2 separate regions of the Homo sapiens genome follow, and region 1 is linked to region 2. A link is an interaction called in ENCODE POLR2A ChIA-PET data of the cell type or tissue named here. Cell type or tissue: OCI-LY7. All regions are shown on one strand. Each heading gives the region's core, and the rest is flanking DNA. Links, peaks and the distances in the headings are about the cores only. Region 1 overlaps ELK4 (ETS transcription factor ELK4). Region 2 overlaps LOC105371701 (a long non-coding RNA gene).

Evidence for each region. Peaks named below come from ENCODE experiments on the same cell type or tissue, not always from the same donor. Only the 100,000 strongest peaks of a DNase experiment are listed, where the experiment ranks them.
Region 1: POLR2A ChIA-PET joins it to region 2 with 18 read pairs; 5 of 35 experiments call an interaction of 5 or more read pairs at or near these places.

The regions. Positions count from the first base shown.
Region 1 is chr1:205,609,261-205,617,600 of GRCh38, forward strand. ELK4 (ETS transcription factor ELK4) reads right to left here. Exons shown (of 5, transcript NM_001973.4): 5 at 1-7,384. The coding sequence ends at 7,286. Among named protein-coding and RNA genes, the nearest start is that of ELK4, 19 kb to the right of the region's middle. In OCI-LY7, for the core only: no CTCF peak of the experiment used is centred there; no DNase peak of the experiment used is centred there; H3K27ac peaks cover 1,247 bases.
Region 2 is chr1:205,681,749-205,690,088 of GRCh38, forward strand. LOC105371701 (a long non-coding RNA gene) reads left to right here. Exons shown (of 4, transcript XR_007066825.1): 2 at 1,672-1,827; 3 at 8,003-8,185. Among named protein-coding and RNA genes, the nearest start is that of SLC45A3, 5.4 kb to the left of the region's middle. RefSeq lists an enhancer at 6,599-7,555. In OCI-LY7, for the core only: no CTCF peak of the experiment used is centred there; no DNase peak of the experiment used is centred there.

The DNA of each region.
Region 1 (8,340 bases), core at 256-8,255, 72 kb before region 2:
GTAAAGCAAGGGCATAATTTTAAGAAACTAATTTTAATCAAAAATTTTTACTTGCCTCAAACTAAAGCTAACCAGTAGCAAAATGACTGGACTGAATTTCATATTTAATCTTCCCTGCCCACAAAGATAAATGAAACTGCTCAAAGGCAAAAATAAAGAAATATAATTGTGATTAGAAAAGATCCAGGGCCAAAACAAATAAATAGGCCTCAAGGAATAAAAAATTAATTGTATTCGTTTCTTTTCTATCTTTACATATACGCATCTGTCAATTTCACTAATACTGAACAGGGAAGTTCATAAAAATGCTACTCTACCACTTAAACAATAAATGTAAGCAATGAATGTACATACAAAGGCCACTGGTTAATACTGCCCCAAGTAACAAAACAATGAAATGTCAGGATTGTGTCCCCTACACAATAGACAATAAGCAACAATGACCAAACAGAAAAGAAACTTAAAATTGGATACTTTATAAATTTAAGTGTAATCTATCAATTGCAAATTATTTTTAAAAATCGTAAATTTCTACAAAGCACAATATTAAAAGCTTGCAAATTATTTTAAAATATCCTAGCCAAAAGGGCATACCTTACAGAGCCTAGAAGAATGGCTCATTAGGTAACCCATTTATCCCTTCTACAAACACCCTATAAATTCCAGAAAACATAAACAAGAAATAAACCTTACTTCTCTGACCCTCAATATCCTTAAGTTGAAATTAAACAAACAAAATAATCATTAAGTGCTTCCAGTTATTAAAAATGAAACAGTGCTAATATTGGTGCCCAAGAAAGTGCCAAGTGATTAACACCAATATATGGCATTCCCACCCCTGAACTTTAGGCATTCTTGAATGATTCCATTGGCTAGAACTCTGGGCCAGCCACAGGAAACCCCCACCTCCTCCCCGACCCCATCCAGAAGATCCCAGGCCTATGTGAGCATGACTCACAATCCTTGGAAGGGAAAAGAACCAGAAGGAGCCTTTATGAGATGGGAAACAAGGCAAAGTTGAGAAGATCATTCAGCCCAAGACACTCCACTCTGAGGTTTTGGCTAATACTAATGACATACAGTTTAAAAGGATAAATTAGGCCACAATACCAGCATTCCTCCACTACTGTATTCAATCCATGGTCGAATCTCTGTACTTTAGAAATACTGCTTCCAGTATAAACCTCCTCTTTGAGAAACTTACAAACTAATAAAGATTTTACACAAAAGCAAACATAAATGTAGAAATTTTAAGAAAGGACATCCTTATTTGCTCAATAATACATGAACCTAAGAGAACAGTTTACTATGACTTTGTTTAGAGTATGTCACATGTAAGCAGTGTATTTCTAAAATGTTGGTGAGCAATTCATCTTTAAGGCCTACTGAAATGTGCAAAGCATTAATCTTTTAAAAAGTGGCAACTGCAAAGTGCAGCAAATTTTTTTAAGTTTTAGTATAAAATAGACTAGGAGCCATCAATGTATGTTCCCTATGAAAACAGATTTACACGCGCACACACACACACACACACATTCAGTCAATACATCAGTATATATGCATACACATACATTTACTAGGACAATAAATCAGAATGACTTGGAAAAAGAAATGGTCTAGTCTCCCAATTAAATATTTCAAAGTAAAGTTTTCAACCTCATAAAACTTCCTGATGTGGACTATACTCAAATGATTAGCACTCAAGAGATTAACTATGTTTGATTGTATCCCTCATGAATTTTCTTGTTAAAAGTTTCCTTTAAAATTATGTCAACAACAGCATGAATTTCCTGTTTTCTGTAGAAAGCTTAGAGCCAGTATTTCCCCTCTCATACAAACCACTCTGGATTTTCATATTTCACAATAAGTAAGTGTGGATGGCAGCACCTTAGAAATTGCTATTTTCTGGCAGGCTATCAATCTATCATAATTTTTTTCAGAGAAGTGACTTGAAGAAACTGACAGTTTCAAATGAAACAATTATACTACCATTAACGATTCACCTTTCAGATTTGCTCGGCTTACAGGTCAAAACATGACTTGTATAGTAACAGGTTCCACCAAGTACAAGAAATAAAATCAAACCACCTTCTTTTCTTAATACACGACCAACCACAAGAATTCTAGATCCTAAGATTAAACTTCAACTTCAGTAAGCAGAGTTCTGATGACATAAGAGGAATAACAGGGCACTTTGTTTCAGGCAATGCCAGCAACATTAAAACAATAACAAAACATTTGTTGATCCCAAACCAAGAATATAATTCTATTTTCCACAGAACCCAGTCTCTGGTTAGAGTACCTGCTGAAGAAAGACAACTATGGCTGACCTCCACACTTCACTTACACTACTATGGACTGAACAATTAACTTCTCAATACTATTTTAGAAATAATATATTCTATCATAGCTTCAGATGACACACTACATCATGAGTAGTATTTTAACTTTCCTATTGGTTTGGTAATTCATTTAGAGCCCCAGATTTCTGCACAGAGACCTGCATTGGTCTCCAAACTTGTTTTCATACCTAAGAATGGCACCTAAGCACGATTCTAGACTCCTGGCACGGGTAAATAAAACATATACAGTCAATGAGGTTAAAAACAGAACAGACCTATAAAGAAAAGTATTCCTTTAGTTGCTGAAATATCAGATTTTAAAAATCAAAAACTTATTAATGCAGCAAGAAAATGTAACTTGTTATATATTTTAACATAAAGCAACTTGAAATAATTCTAAATTTGTTGGTAAAATATAACATAAGTCCCAAAGAAGTCTGTGAGCAGACTAGTAAAATAAAAATAGAGTCATACCTAACATGAAGATAAGAGACAACAGGCTGACGAAAGTAATAGGAATAAAGCTGTGGAAAACATGTGGTAATGGATTATTATTTGGGAATTTATCAAAAAGAATTAATGTGAAATTTCAAAAGTTGACAATAAGCTCTCCTGAAAAACTCCAAATCTCTAGGATTTCTCCATATATCATAAGAGAGCATCATATATGTTTGGAGATTAGAATGAGAATATCCTGAGTCAGCAGTCTTTAGGAAAAGCGTGTGCTTCTGGAGGGTGCACAAGACAACCAACTGGGGTGTGGGAAGAAAATACTATAACTGCTACTCAAGAATTACTTTTTATGCCATCCTTCACTTCAATTTTTGTGTATTTTTTTATAACACACATATTACTTTGGTATAGCGGTATATAATTTAACATATACCCATATGAATTTTTAATAGGGAAAGTTTTTATGTTCAATAACTCTTACTGATCAATTTGTGTGTTCAAAAAGGCTGGACACTCCTTTTCTGAACCACTGCTTCAGAGGTATTGAGAAGTGGTACTGAGTGGCTCTAAATGTGCTTACATTCACCAAAAACATAAAAGGACACCTTTAAGAACTTAAGAATCATAGTAGAAAGTCAGATCAGGATGAAACAATGTTGTCAGACTGGACGTCACACAATGCAGGGGTGAATGGAACTGAAGTGATACTATCAACAGCCTGGAGTTACAGCTCCAGAATTCCAAACCTCTGATTTACTTAAGTCAGTCTTGACTTTTAAAATCTGTAATATAGTATGTAAATCTTCAAGGAATTTTCCAGTTAAAAAAAATCCAGTAGCCTAATAGAGGCTCATAGGTTTACTGTCCCTATCAAAATTTCAACTGTCAAAATGTGGGAAAAAATTAAACTCATATTTTAACTCTAAGAAGCTTACGGTTGACCTTTCAAGGGCCTCTAATTCTTTTTTTTTTTTCCTGACCGTACTCCTCAAAATCCAGATTGTTTGTGCATACATTTAAAAAAAAAAAAATCAATGGAAATTTCCACCTTTGTTCGAACACATAAAGTATGCCATGAGCAATATAACATCACAAACGTACTGTGACAAACCATTAATAAAGAAGGATTACTAAGCCAGGTGTGGTGGTGCATGCCTGTAGCCCAGCTATGCAGGAGGCTGAGGCAGGAGGATCACTTGAGCCCGGGAGTTTGAGTCCACCCTGGGTAACACACCAAGACTCCATCTCTAAAAAATTAAATTAAAGGATTACTGAAAGATCTCATTTCTAAAAAAAGAAAAAGAAAAAGATCACTGAAGTCAGACATGATATTTTAATTTTGTATTTTGAAAAGTCAGTATATAAATAAGAAAAAATTATTTTAGAAATTATGTGAAAATCCACTCTTGGGTGGAGTAAATGCAATGGTTTGCCAGCACTGGCTCTGAGCCAACTGTGCACATCCTTTCTGAACTCTAAGGTGGTAGCTTGAAATCAGCCACAGGAGGAGTAACTAATTTATATCAAAGAATTTGATATAAAATTCTAATTTATATTAGAATTTTATTTATAATTTATATTTGCAGCAAATGCTACAAATTCAGCGCTCCCCCCCACCCCCACCCCAGAGATCCTGGTTGTTAAACATTTCTAGCACACGACTGAGTGGATAGCGACCAGAGCAGAAGGAAAGCTAAGGTATCAGAGAAGATGTCTCAAAACCCCATTCAATCTGCTCCCCTTCCGTAACTTAGGCTACTGCTGCCCAACAGCATTCATCCTGGCAAAGTGACTAGGGATGGATACGAGCTACAGCTACCAATTACAAGTCTCTCCAGTGAAAACTGATCTGAAGTGGTACATCACCTTTCACACTAAGAATTCTGCATATATTCAACAGAATATGAAGCTGAGACTTTTCCAGGAAGGAGGTAGTCTATAAACAGAACTGTCTGCCTCATACACCTGCAGTAAGGTTGTAAACTTTGACTTAAAAAAGGATACGCACACACACACTTCTCCAAATTAGTTGATCTCAAAGAGATAGCAGATCACCAATCTGTGACAGCCTCACACCTCTGAGAGGCTATAGATTTATGCAAAAAGGACTCACTAAAATGGTTTACTAGGAAGTTGCTTCAACTGAGTTTCAATGGTGCCCTTGGTTCCAAGGTACCTCTGTGCTGAGACAGTTAATTATTAAAAATACTGTCTGTGAAAACAAATCAATGGCTTTTCTCCTTTAATTCAAAAAGATAAAATACCTTTGTGCTTTCAAAATTTAACACATCTAGTTAAATCAACCATCTATATCTACTTATTTAATGTACAAAATGTTAACCTAATTAAAACTATTTCAAAGTGCTGCTGAGAGGTCCAATTTCAAACAGGCATGCAAACTAAATAATTTAATATGGAAAAAAAAGTCCAATATGTCTGTTCCCCATCACTATTAAACAATACCTTTCAACACTACTATTGCACATCTCAGGAACAGAACCTTCAACTGATAACCACAAATGAACCAGTAACAAGTCTCCGACACTACAGATATAAAGGCAGCTCACTGAATATGTTCCCTCTACTACTACTAAGTTAGCTAGCATAGATGTCTTCTTATACAAGAGCTTCTCTACACTGTATATAAGCACATTTAAAGTAAATACCATGCATCTGAAGATGCTAGTTTGTAACAGTGTCAGTCTGAGCCTTCAAGTTCTTACTTCTTCATTTAGTTCATGTGATTCTACAGGATTAGAAGACGAGTTTAACCGGTGGGAGAGATTGGTGGGGGAGGGTGGTAGTGGTGGTGAATGGTGACAACATATAATTTAATCCTGGACTTTAATTTTCAAAAGACTCCACTGTGATACTGATATCAATTCAGTTTGGGGAACCAACAAATCTGTACCTGGCATTGATTACCATATAGTAATATTTTAAAAATTTGGTAATGTAGAGAATAAGGCCTACATTTTTTACTACTAATATGAACAATCCAATCCCTATGTATAAGCATTCCCAAATGAACTCTGCTCTTCCCCATTTAAAAAAAAAAAGTTGAAAGAAATAAGCACATCTGAGCCTGCGCCTTTGGGAGGCTGAGGTGGGCGGATCACAAGGTCAAGAGATCAAGACCATCCTGGCCAACATGGTGAAACCCCGTCTCTACTAAAAATACAAAAATTAGCCAGGCGTAGTGGCGCATGCCTGTAGTCCCAGCTACTCAGGAGGCTGAGGCAGGAGAATTGCTTGAACCCGGGAGGCGGAGCTTACAGTGAGCTGAGATCGCGCCACTGCACTCCAGCCTGGGTGATAGAGCAAGACTCTGTCTCAAAAAAAAAAAAAAAAAAAAAAAAAGGAAATAAGCACATCTTCGCTCCTGACTGGGGAGGCTTCACTTTGAATTCTACCTTCCTAACTGCATCTTTAAAACTATCATAACCTCTAACAACCTTAAACATAAAGGAAAGGTGATAAATGTATAGTAGAAAATGAGGTAAAATGAACAGGAAAAAGACAGGTCCTTCACTTGGTTATCTTCTAATTGAGAAAACCACTACATGTTGTTTCAAGTTATCTGATCGAATCTTTTACTCAGAGATGTTTCAAATATTCAAAATCCAAGTTCATCCTCCTAAAAGTGATCATTTCCCATGCTGTATTCCATGGGCATATAATCATACCACCCAGAGGGCAAAGAGCATTTCTGTGCTAGATGTGAGGTCCCATATTCTTACTAGGTGTTCCAAAAACTGTCTTAAACCCCAGGTCTAAAAATCTTTCTATAGTGAAATAGACTAGCTCCATGCTCTGTTGACAGGTTCAGACAGGATCATACATATGGCTAAGAGATCCACCCTGAATAAAGGTAAACAAGATGCCTTTTCATGGAGTTGCTTACACGTTATAGTTCACACAAAACAATCTCCCCAGTATGACTGCTCCAATCTTACTTTGTATGAATAGGAATGATTCTTCTTCTTCCACTGCTTAGGAACAGCTCACTTTAAGTCATTCAACAGAGCACACTTAGTCCTAAAGATGCCAATTCATTTCACAAATATTTCTTTAAATAATAGATTCTAAGCATAATTTTTCCTGGCCAAAGGGTCCCAATAGCCAGAAGGAGTAACTTTGTTCTTAATTGCTTTTGCAAAGCACAGTCACTAAAGCCCACCAAAAACTTCTTCAGCACAAAGCTCAAAATATTTTTAAAGGAGAAAAGAAAAGGAAGGAAGGAAAGAAAAAGAAAAGGAAAAGACAGAGGGAGGTGGAGTTTAGACTCCAATTAAGGCATTTTTATACATATAGTCCAACTTGAGTCCTATTCAAAGAGAATCCTAAAAAGATGTTTTCAATGGGGAATGGCAAAAATCACAATAGTCTATTATCAGCATTGTAGAACTATCAATTGCTCACTTCAAATGCAATCATGTTGAATGTCTGTTTCTTCGTTCCTCGGTTCTCTCATTCCACAAGTGCATAGGTTATGTCTTCTGTAGGTCTGGGGAAAATGGGCCAGGGGTGGAAGGTCCATCCAGCCCAGACAGAGTGAATGGCCCATGACTGTTCAGTACAGAAGGAAACTGAGAAAGAAAACAAAACACATTATCATCCTATTACTCAACCCCAACTTTTACTTTCTATCCTACTCTATTACCTGAGGCAAAACACAACAGCCTTCTGTAATGGCTCACAGGACAAAGGCAGTGGCTGTTTATCATGAAAGAATATGATGTCATAACAAAAACTAGAAACAAAAATCTTTTGTCCTAACATATTAAATATTAACATTCTCCAACTTACCTCAATGGAGTAGAAACAAAGAACAACCTGTACCCTCCTTCATATCCTAAGGTACACAGGTTTACAATTAACCTCAAATGAAGGTTTTAGAAAGTTCAAGTAAATGACAATATGCACTACAGAGTGTAATTCAATTATGGAGCAAATCATAAACCCTCAAAAAGAGATCCAGAAAGGTATAAATAGCACTCATCCTAGAAAAGGGTTCCCCATCAAGTATTCTGAGGCCAGCTCTACAGGGAGATTCCAGGCTGAAGCTACAGGAGCACTATGACTTTGCTTAAGGTCTCAGCTGACTCTATAACTCAATTATCTGCTCATGTGTGGCAATGAAAAAAAATATGAAAAATTCTCAACTTTTTTTTCTATTCAATAATTTTAAACGTTGGCAAAAAATAAAAAGCAGAGAGATTTTTAATTTTCCTCTTTTTCCCTACCATTTCATTTCTAAAAGAATGAGAAGTTAAATTACAAAATATAAGAAAATCAGAGATAGTCAACCATGAATAAGTAAATGAATTGACTCCAAGAAAGTCTTTAAGTTATAACATCTAAGTGTTTTGGGCAAAATAATGGCTAAACCCATTAGGAATGGCAAGAACTTTCCTAACGTCTTGGTGAAGAGATAATATTCATTTTTTTAAAAATGTACATATAAAATGTTGATAAATTATCAATTCTGACTGAGGGAGAAATGGGACTGTTTGATATACCATTTTCAAGACCTTTCTCTATT
Region 2 (8,340 bases), core at 105-8,104:
AGGAGTCAGGGGAAATTTCAGGTCAGCTGGAAAATTACAGAGCCAGGAGAGAGTGGACGGTGGTATTTTGCAGGCTTGGGAAAGAACACTGGGAACATGAGAGAGTTGTCGCACCACAGACAAGTAAGAGCCCCCCTCTTCCTCCTGCCTCCCACCACTTCTTTCCAGGGGCCCTTGTGCTTTATGCCTTATGACAGGGGGATGAGGAAGGAGAGCTCAGGGGAGTGAGCACACAGCCTGGATCCCATGGTGATCCTGGGCCCTACCCAATCACCCCTTCCCAACTAAACCAGGTGGATGCACTGGCCAGGCCCCACCCAATACAGGGTACAGTAGGGCTCTCTGCTCTGAAAATCCCCCTCTTTCTGCTGATGTAGCCTCATGTTATAATAATAATAGTTGGCCAGGCGCAGTGGCTCACGCCTGTAATCCCAGCACTTTGGGAGGCCGAGGCGGGCGGATCACGAGGTCAGGAGATCAAGACCATCCTGGCTAACACGATGAACCCCTGCCTCTACTAAAAACACAAAAAAGTAGCCAGGCGTGGTGGCAGGCACCTGTGGTCCCAGCTACTCCGGAGGCTGAGACAGGAGAATGGCGCGAACCCGGGAGGCGGAGCTTGCAGTGAGCCGAGATGGTGCCACTGCACTCCAGCCTGGGCGACAGAACGAGACTCCGTCTCAAAATAATAATAATAATAATAATAATAGTTAACCATTACTAATTGTGCCAGGCACTGTTTCTAAATACTTTGTGTGTATTAACTCATTGAATCCTTAGCACAACCCAAGAGACTGGTACCATTTTCAGACAAAACAGAGGCAATTGGCCAGGTGCAGTGGCTCACGCCTGTAATCCCAGCACTTTGGGAGGCCAAGGTGGGCAGATCACGAGGTCAGGAGTTTGAGACCAGCCTGGCCAACATGGTGAAACTCTGTCTCTACTAAAAATACAAAAATTAGCTGGTTATGGTGGTGCGCACCTGTAATCCCAGCTACCAGGGAGGCTGAGGCAGGAGAATGGCTTGAACCTAGGAGGCGGAGGTTGCAGTGAGCTGAGATCATGCCACTGCACTCCAGCCTGGGTGACAGAGCAAGACACCATCAAAACAAAACAAAACAAAACAAAAAACAAAAAAAAACATAACGGAGGCAATTCCTCAGGGCAGTTACTTCACCCACAGCCCCTGATTACACAGAAAAAAACAGTCTCTGGGCCCCAGAAACAAGGCAGAGGCAGCAATCCCTCAGCAAGCCTGGCCAGTGACTTCAGAGCCTCAGAGAAAACCCGTACTACCCTCTAGGATGCTGTGGCATTCTGGGCAAATAACAACTTCTCTGGGCCTCACTTGTCCATGAGGTCCGCTGTAGGAAAACCACCATTGCCCTTTCCCTTCCTCTCTCTTCCCTCCCCCACCACACACACACACACACACACACACACACACACACACACACACACACACATTACTCCCCAGCCACTTCCCATTTATAGGAAATGGGGGATGATGTGAGGAGCAAGGCCATCCTTGGGGAACTGCTAATAGTCTAGCTGGATATTGGAGAAACCAAAGATGCTGGCAAAATGCATTAGCAGTCTCTGCCCCACCCCCACACACAGCCCCTCCTCATTGTCCTTGGGCTAAGAGCAAGCATCCTTCTCATTCCACAGAGACCAGATACCCAGCTGCATCTGGTTGGCCTCACGGAAGCCTGAGAAGTCATGAAGGACCTGGAGCTCCCTTGCTGTTCCCATCTCTTGCCATCTCCATCATCCAGGGCCGGTGGTCCACTTTGAGATGTCTGTGCTGTCTGCCTCAGGATGAGGGTGAGCAGTCTCTTCAGGCATAAGGGCCAGCAGCAAGGCCAAATCCTGGCTGTGGACTTGGAAGGAGGGATGAGCCCCCTGAACACAGCAATTCCATTTCTGGAATTTCTCTGGTGGCAAAATAATCAGAGATGTGTATATCAGAAGTATGTAAGAGTTTTTCATTTCATCATTCTTTATAATAGTGAAAAATTAGAAACAATTTAAATGTAGAATAATAAGCCATTGGCTAAGCAACTTATGGCAAATCCACTCAATAGAACACTATACTGCCATTAAAAATGATGGCATAGAATAATTTTAATAAGCTAGGCATGGTGGCTCACATCTGTAATCCCAGCACTTTGGGAGGCGGAGGTGGGTGGATCATTTGAGGTCAGGAGATTGAGACCAGTCTGATCAACATGGCGAAACCCCACCTCTACTAAAAATACAAAAATTAGCCAGACGTGGTGGCGGGAGCCTGTAATCCTAGCTACTTGGGAGGCTGAGGCAGGAGAATCGCTTGAACCTGGGAATCGGAGGTTGAAGTGAGCAAAGATAGTGCCACTGCACTCTAGCCTGCACTCAATTTTTCTTGAGATGGAGAGCGAGACTCCATCTCAAGAAAAATAATAATATATATATTTTTTGAGACGTAGTCTCGCTCTGTCTCCCAGGCTGGAATGCAGTGGCACAATCTCGGCTTACTGCAAGCTCCGCCTCCCGGGTTCACGCCATTCTCCTGCCTCAGCCTCCTGAGTAACTGGGACTACAGGCACCAACCACCACGCCCAGCTAACCTTTTTTTTTTTTTTTTTTTTTTGTATTTTTAGTAGAGATGGGGTTTCACCTGTTAGCCAGGATGGTCTCGATCTCCTGACCTCGTGATCTGACCGCCTCGGCCTCCCAAAGTGCTGGGATTACAGGTGTGAGCCACCGCGCCTGGCCCAATAATAATAATTTTAACAGCCTGGGGAAATGTTTATGATATTTTATTATTTTTTTTTGAGAGAGAGTCTCGCTCTTGGCACAATAGCAGCCGATCTCGGCTCACAGCAACCTCTGCCTCCTGGGTTCAAGTGAGTATGTCCAGCTAGGTTTTGTATTTTTAGTAGAGATGGAGTTCCTCCATGTTGGCCAGGCTGGTCTCGAACTCCTGACCTCAAATGATCTGCCCGCCTCGGCCTCCCAAAGTGCTGGGATTACAGGCATAAGCCACCATGCCCGGCCTTATGGTATACTACTAAGTGGAAAAAGCCAGCAACAAAATGGTGTACAGTGGGATATACATTTTTTTTAATTGTATATATACTAAGGCAACAAGATTGGATCTTGGAACAGAAAAGGGACATTAGTGGAAAAACTGGTGGAGTCTGAATAAAGTCTGTAGTTTAATAAATAGTGCCGCCAGTACTAATTTCTCAGTATTGTTTTTGTTTTTGAGACAGGGTCTTGCTCTGTTGCCCAGGCTGGAGTGCAGTGGCTGGAGCCGTGGCGCAACCATGGCTCACTGCAGCCTCGACCTCCTACGCCCAAGCGATCCTCCCACCTCAAGTCTCCTGAATAGCTGGGACTATAGGTGTGCATTTTTTGTACAGACAGAGCCTCATTATGTTGCCAGGACTGGTTTCACACTCCTGGGCTCAAGTGATCCTCCTGCCTTGGCCTCCCAAAGTGCCAGGATTGCAGATGTGAGCCATCAGGTCTGGCCAATTTCTCAGGTTTTTTTGTTTATTTTTTGTTTTTTGAGACAGAGTGTCACTCTGTCGTCACCTAGGCTGGAGTGCAGTGGCGTATTCTCGGCTCACTGCAACCTCCACCTCCCAGATTCAAGCAAGTCTAATGCCTCAGCCTCCCGAGTAGGATTACAGGCATGCACCACCATGCCTGGCTAATTTTTGTATTTTTAGTAGACATGGTTTTGCCATGTTGGCCAGGCTGGTCTCGAACTCCTGGCCTCAAGCGATCCACCCACCTCGGCCTCCCAAAGTGCTGGGATTACAGGCGTGAGCCACCACACCCGGCCAATTTTGCAGTTTTGATTATTGTAATATGGTATTGTAAGATGTTAACATTAGGGGAAACTGGTTGAAGGGCATATGGGAACTTAGTATTATCTGTGCAGTTTTCCCATAAATCTAAAATGATTCCAAGATAAAAAGTTGTTTAGGTATATATCTAAAGAGAGGAAACTATAAGAAAGGAAAGACATAACCACAATGTGGATACTGTTTTTTTGTTTGTTTGTTTTTTGAGATGGAGTTTTTGCTCTTGTTGCCCAGGCTGGAGTGTAGTGGCGCAATCTCCACTCACCGCAACCTCCACCTCCCAGATTCAAGCGATTCTCCTGCCTCAGTCTCCCTAGTAGCTGGGATTACACGCATGCGCCACCATGCTCAGCTAATTTTGTATTTTTAGTAGAGACGGGGTTTCTCCATGTTGGTCAGGCTGGTCTCGAACTCCCGACCTCAGGTGATCCACCCTCCTTGGCCTCCCAAAGTGCTGGGATTACTGGCGTGAGCCACCACGCCTGGCCGGATACTGTTTTGTTTTTGAGAGGGAGTCTCACTCTGTCACCCAGGCTGGAATGCAGTGGTGCCATCTCAGCTAAATGCAACCTCCACCTCCCAGGTTCAAGTGATTCTCCTGCCTCAGCCTCCTGAGTAGCTGGGATTACAGTCGCCCGCCACCCGCCCGGATAATTTTTGTATTTTTAGTAGAGATGGGGTTTCACCATGTTGGTCAGGCTGGTCTCGAACTCCTGACCTTGTGATCCACCCACCTTGGCCTCCCAAAGTGCTGGGATTATCTGCATGAGCCACAACACCCAGCTCGGATACTGCCTTTTTATGAGTGGAAGAATGACTTTAATTTTGAGGGGGTGCTAAGAGAACTTTTTTGAGTCTTTAAGTCTTCTATCTGCATCAAAAATTGCTTTTGTAAATAGAAAAGAATCAATAAAAATATTTTTAAAGGGCAGGAATAAAATAACATGAAGAAAGGAGAAAGAAAGAGGAATGAGAGATCACCATGGCAGGTGTTCCCCTGTGTGGACTGCAACACTCCACTTCCATCCAAACGACTGGAGTCACGGAGAGATCAGGAACCTGAACAGGAGAACCAGCCCCAGGAGCCTCCTTAACTGAAATGCTTAGGAAGGTCTGGTGAAAAGAAGTAAGATGGAACAGAGTTTGGAAAGGGTGAAGAAAGAACCTGCACCCAGCTCTCTGAGTTTGGGATACTCTGTGAGGACAGGACTTTTAAAATTTTTTTTTATTTATTTTTTTATTTTTGAGACGGAGTCTTGCTCTGTTGCCCAGGCTGGAGTGCAGTGGCGCGATCTCGGCTCACTGCAAGCTCCGCCTCCCGGGTTCACGCCATTCTCCTGTCTCAGCCTCCGGAGTAGCTGGGACCACAGGTGCCCGCCACCACGCCTGGCTACTTTTTTGTGTTTTTAGTAGAGACAGGGTTTCACCGTGTTAGCCAGGATGGTCTTGATCTCCTGACCTCGTGATCCACCCGCCTCGGCCTCCCAAAGTGCTGGGATTACAGGCGTGAACCACCGCGCCTGGCCTTTGTTTTTTTTTTTCTTTTTAAAGAGATGGGGTCTCCCTATGTTACCCAGGCTGGCCTCAAACTCCTGGACTCAAGGAATCTTCCCACCTCTGCCCCTCAAAGTGCTGGGATTTCAGGCATGAGCCACTGTGCCTGACCAGAGGAAGAAATTAAAACCGCTGAAAGGAGAATTGGACAGCTGCTTCTTCCCTGTCAAATCCCAAGCTTAGGAATGACTGTGACCTCTAGTTCTGGAGGTCACCCATGCCCCACCTTGACTGTCATCACAAGATGGCAGAGCCTTGGAGTTGCTGACAAATGAGCCCTTCACTACACAGCTGGTGACCTCAGGTTTGAGTGTTGCCCCTGCAGGGAAGATTTTGAAACAACAAACATGGCCTTCAAGGGCACTTTCTTCAGGAAATATCCCCCTGACAAATGAACATCAGAAACACTTCTGTAAAGGGATCTTTCCTCCCAATTTGAACCTCCTCCTGAGTCTTCCCCTTCCCCACCCAGACCTACGGGAAGTCAGAGAAGAGACCAGAAGTGCCTCCAAAGCAGAAAGATTTAGCTGAGCAGAAAGCAGAGGTGGTGAAATGCTGAACCCATTCCTGCCATGGAAATGTGTTGGCTCTTCTGCAGGCAAAGTCCACGCTGAAAAGAAATGGCTTCGGAGGGCAAACCTCCATCCGAGGAGACAGTTCGGGAGCCAGATCAGAGCTCAAGTTAGGGAAGAAGAGGTCTAAGGGAGTTTCCCTAAGGGGCAAGTCCCAAGTGGCTTTAAGCAGAGATTAAGCATGATGGGGACATTGTGAGACTTTCAGGCACTAGGTAAGAGGTGAGGCCGAATGAACACAATGGTCCTTTTCAGTTCTGAAATCCAATGAAACCCATCACAATCTCCTCTCAAAGACCCTAGTAGCTGGGTCTCTTAGCCTCCCATGTTTTAGAGGCAGCAGCAAAATGCCATGATGGTTCATATTTTAGAAACAGAAATTACAGGACAGATTGGGATTGGGGTTAGGCTGCTTGGTGGAGCTCAGTCAAGGCTGAGAGGCAGAGGCATAAAAGGTAATGCTATCTCCTTCTCCCTGAGGGTTTCAGGATAGAACCAGACAACCTCCCAATAAATCTCTAAATAGCAAAGACACCAAGGTAACTGGACTGGCTTCTGAAAAGCCTGGAGCGAGGAGGTGATTATGTCACTGTGAATACCGGGGATTCTACTCCCAAGCTCAGATGCCTGAGGTGCTAACTACAGGGTGGAGTTTGAGACTGGGGAGGGACAGCCAGAGGCGACAGAGCTCTGCCAGCTCCACATCCCCCGTGGAGATCTTTCCCCAGCTAAAATCACTGAGGGGCTGTGTGCTACAGTGGAGAAAGTGTGGGCTCTGGAACCAGACAGACCCAATGCCATTTACCATGCATGCAGTCATTCATTTCTCATTCGATGACCATTTAAGGAAATAACAGTTACAAGTCAGGCTCAGTGCTAGGATCGATCTAGTAACCTTATGCCTGTGAGTAAGTCATTTAACTTCTGAGCCTCTTTTTTTTTTTTTTTAATGCAGAAAGCTTTTTCTTCTTCTTCTTTGAAAAAGGGTCTTGCTCTTTTGCCCAGGCTGGAGTGCAATGGTGCAATCACAGTTCACTGCAGTCTCTACCTCAAGTGATTCTCCTGCCTCAGGCTCCCAAGTAGCTGGGACCACAAGTGTGTGCCACTATGCCTGACTAATTTTTTAAATTTTTTTGTGGAGACAAAGACTCACTGTGTCTCCCAGGCTGTCTTGAACTCCTGACCTTAAGCGATCCTCTTCAGCTTCCCAAAGTGCTGGGATTACAGGCATGGGAGCCACCTTGCTTGGTCACAATGAATGTTTGCTCATTCTTCTGTCTGTATAGAATCCTAAATGTGATGCTGTGTGGCAATGGGGAAGATCATACAAGATACAGTTTCTGTCCTTGTGGAGATGACAGTCTACTCTGGAAAACAGAAAGTTGTACACAAACGTGACCCAGCAACATGGCAGCAAATGCAAAAATCTCAAGGCTGCAAACCAACTCCAGAGGGCAAAAATGATCCGAGTTCAGAGGGATAAATCCAAGGAAGCAGGGTGGAGTGGGGGAAGTTCTGAGCTGAGTTTTTGAGGCCAGTTGGCTGGTGATGGTGGAAGATAATTACTTATTTCTGTGCTATACTTAAGGGCTTTACTAAGCTCTTTAATAAACATCGTCAGGTTTGATTCTCACAAGTACCTCTAAGGTAGGCAGGTGCCACCTCCTTTTACAGATGGGGAAACTGAGGTCAAGTGACTTGCCTAAGGTGGCATCTCTGAAGAATGAGAGCCTGAGGCCGCATCAGCTGGGTGTGCTCTGAGAGCCCTGAGTTCTCTGTCAGGCAGCAGAGGAGAGGGCTCCGCTGTCACTAAATTAGTTCTGCACCTCAGCAGTGTGTTACGGCAGCAGCAGCAGGCTCAGACAGAGCCCAGATCAGGAGGCTGAGGAGCTCAAAAGGGATTTGGTTGCTGGCTGTGACTCCACAGTCTTCAGAGTGGGGAAAATAAAAGGGTCAAACAAGGGGCAGGAGGGCGCAAGGGGAGAGGCCGAGAGGTCTCATTCCCATTCTCCCCTGTAGGGCTGACTCTCTGACTTCAAGATAGGAATAAAAGGAGGAGGAGTCTGCTACACCCACCATCAAGTGCGCTCACAGTATTTACTCAACCAGTGACAAGGAGGGCCAAACAAGAGGAAAAATCCTAGAACTGCAGCAAGACAGATGGGAATCACACTAGAGGAGGGACTTCCCAGGGCATCTGAGGTAAGGTGTAAAATCTCTGCCTTCTCCTCCCTAAATGTCCCCACAACTGAGTCCAGTGCAATACAGCCTGAAGATGATAGATGGGTGAGATGGCATATGGAAGCCCCATTGCAGGCCTCTGATGATGGGGGTCCTCCTGGCTGAGTAGCTTTTCC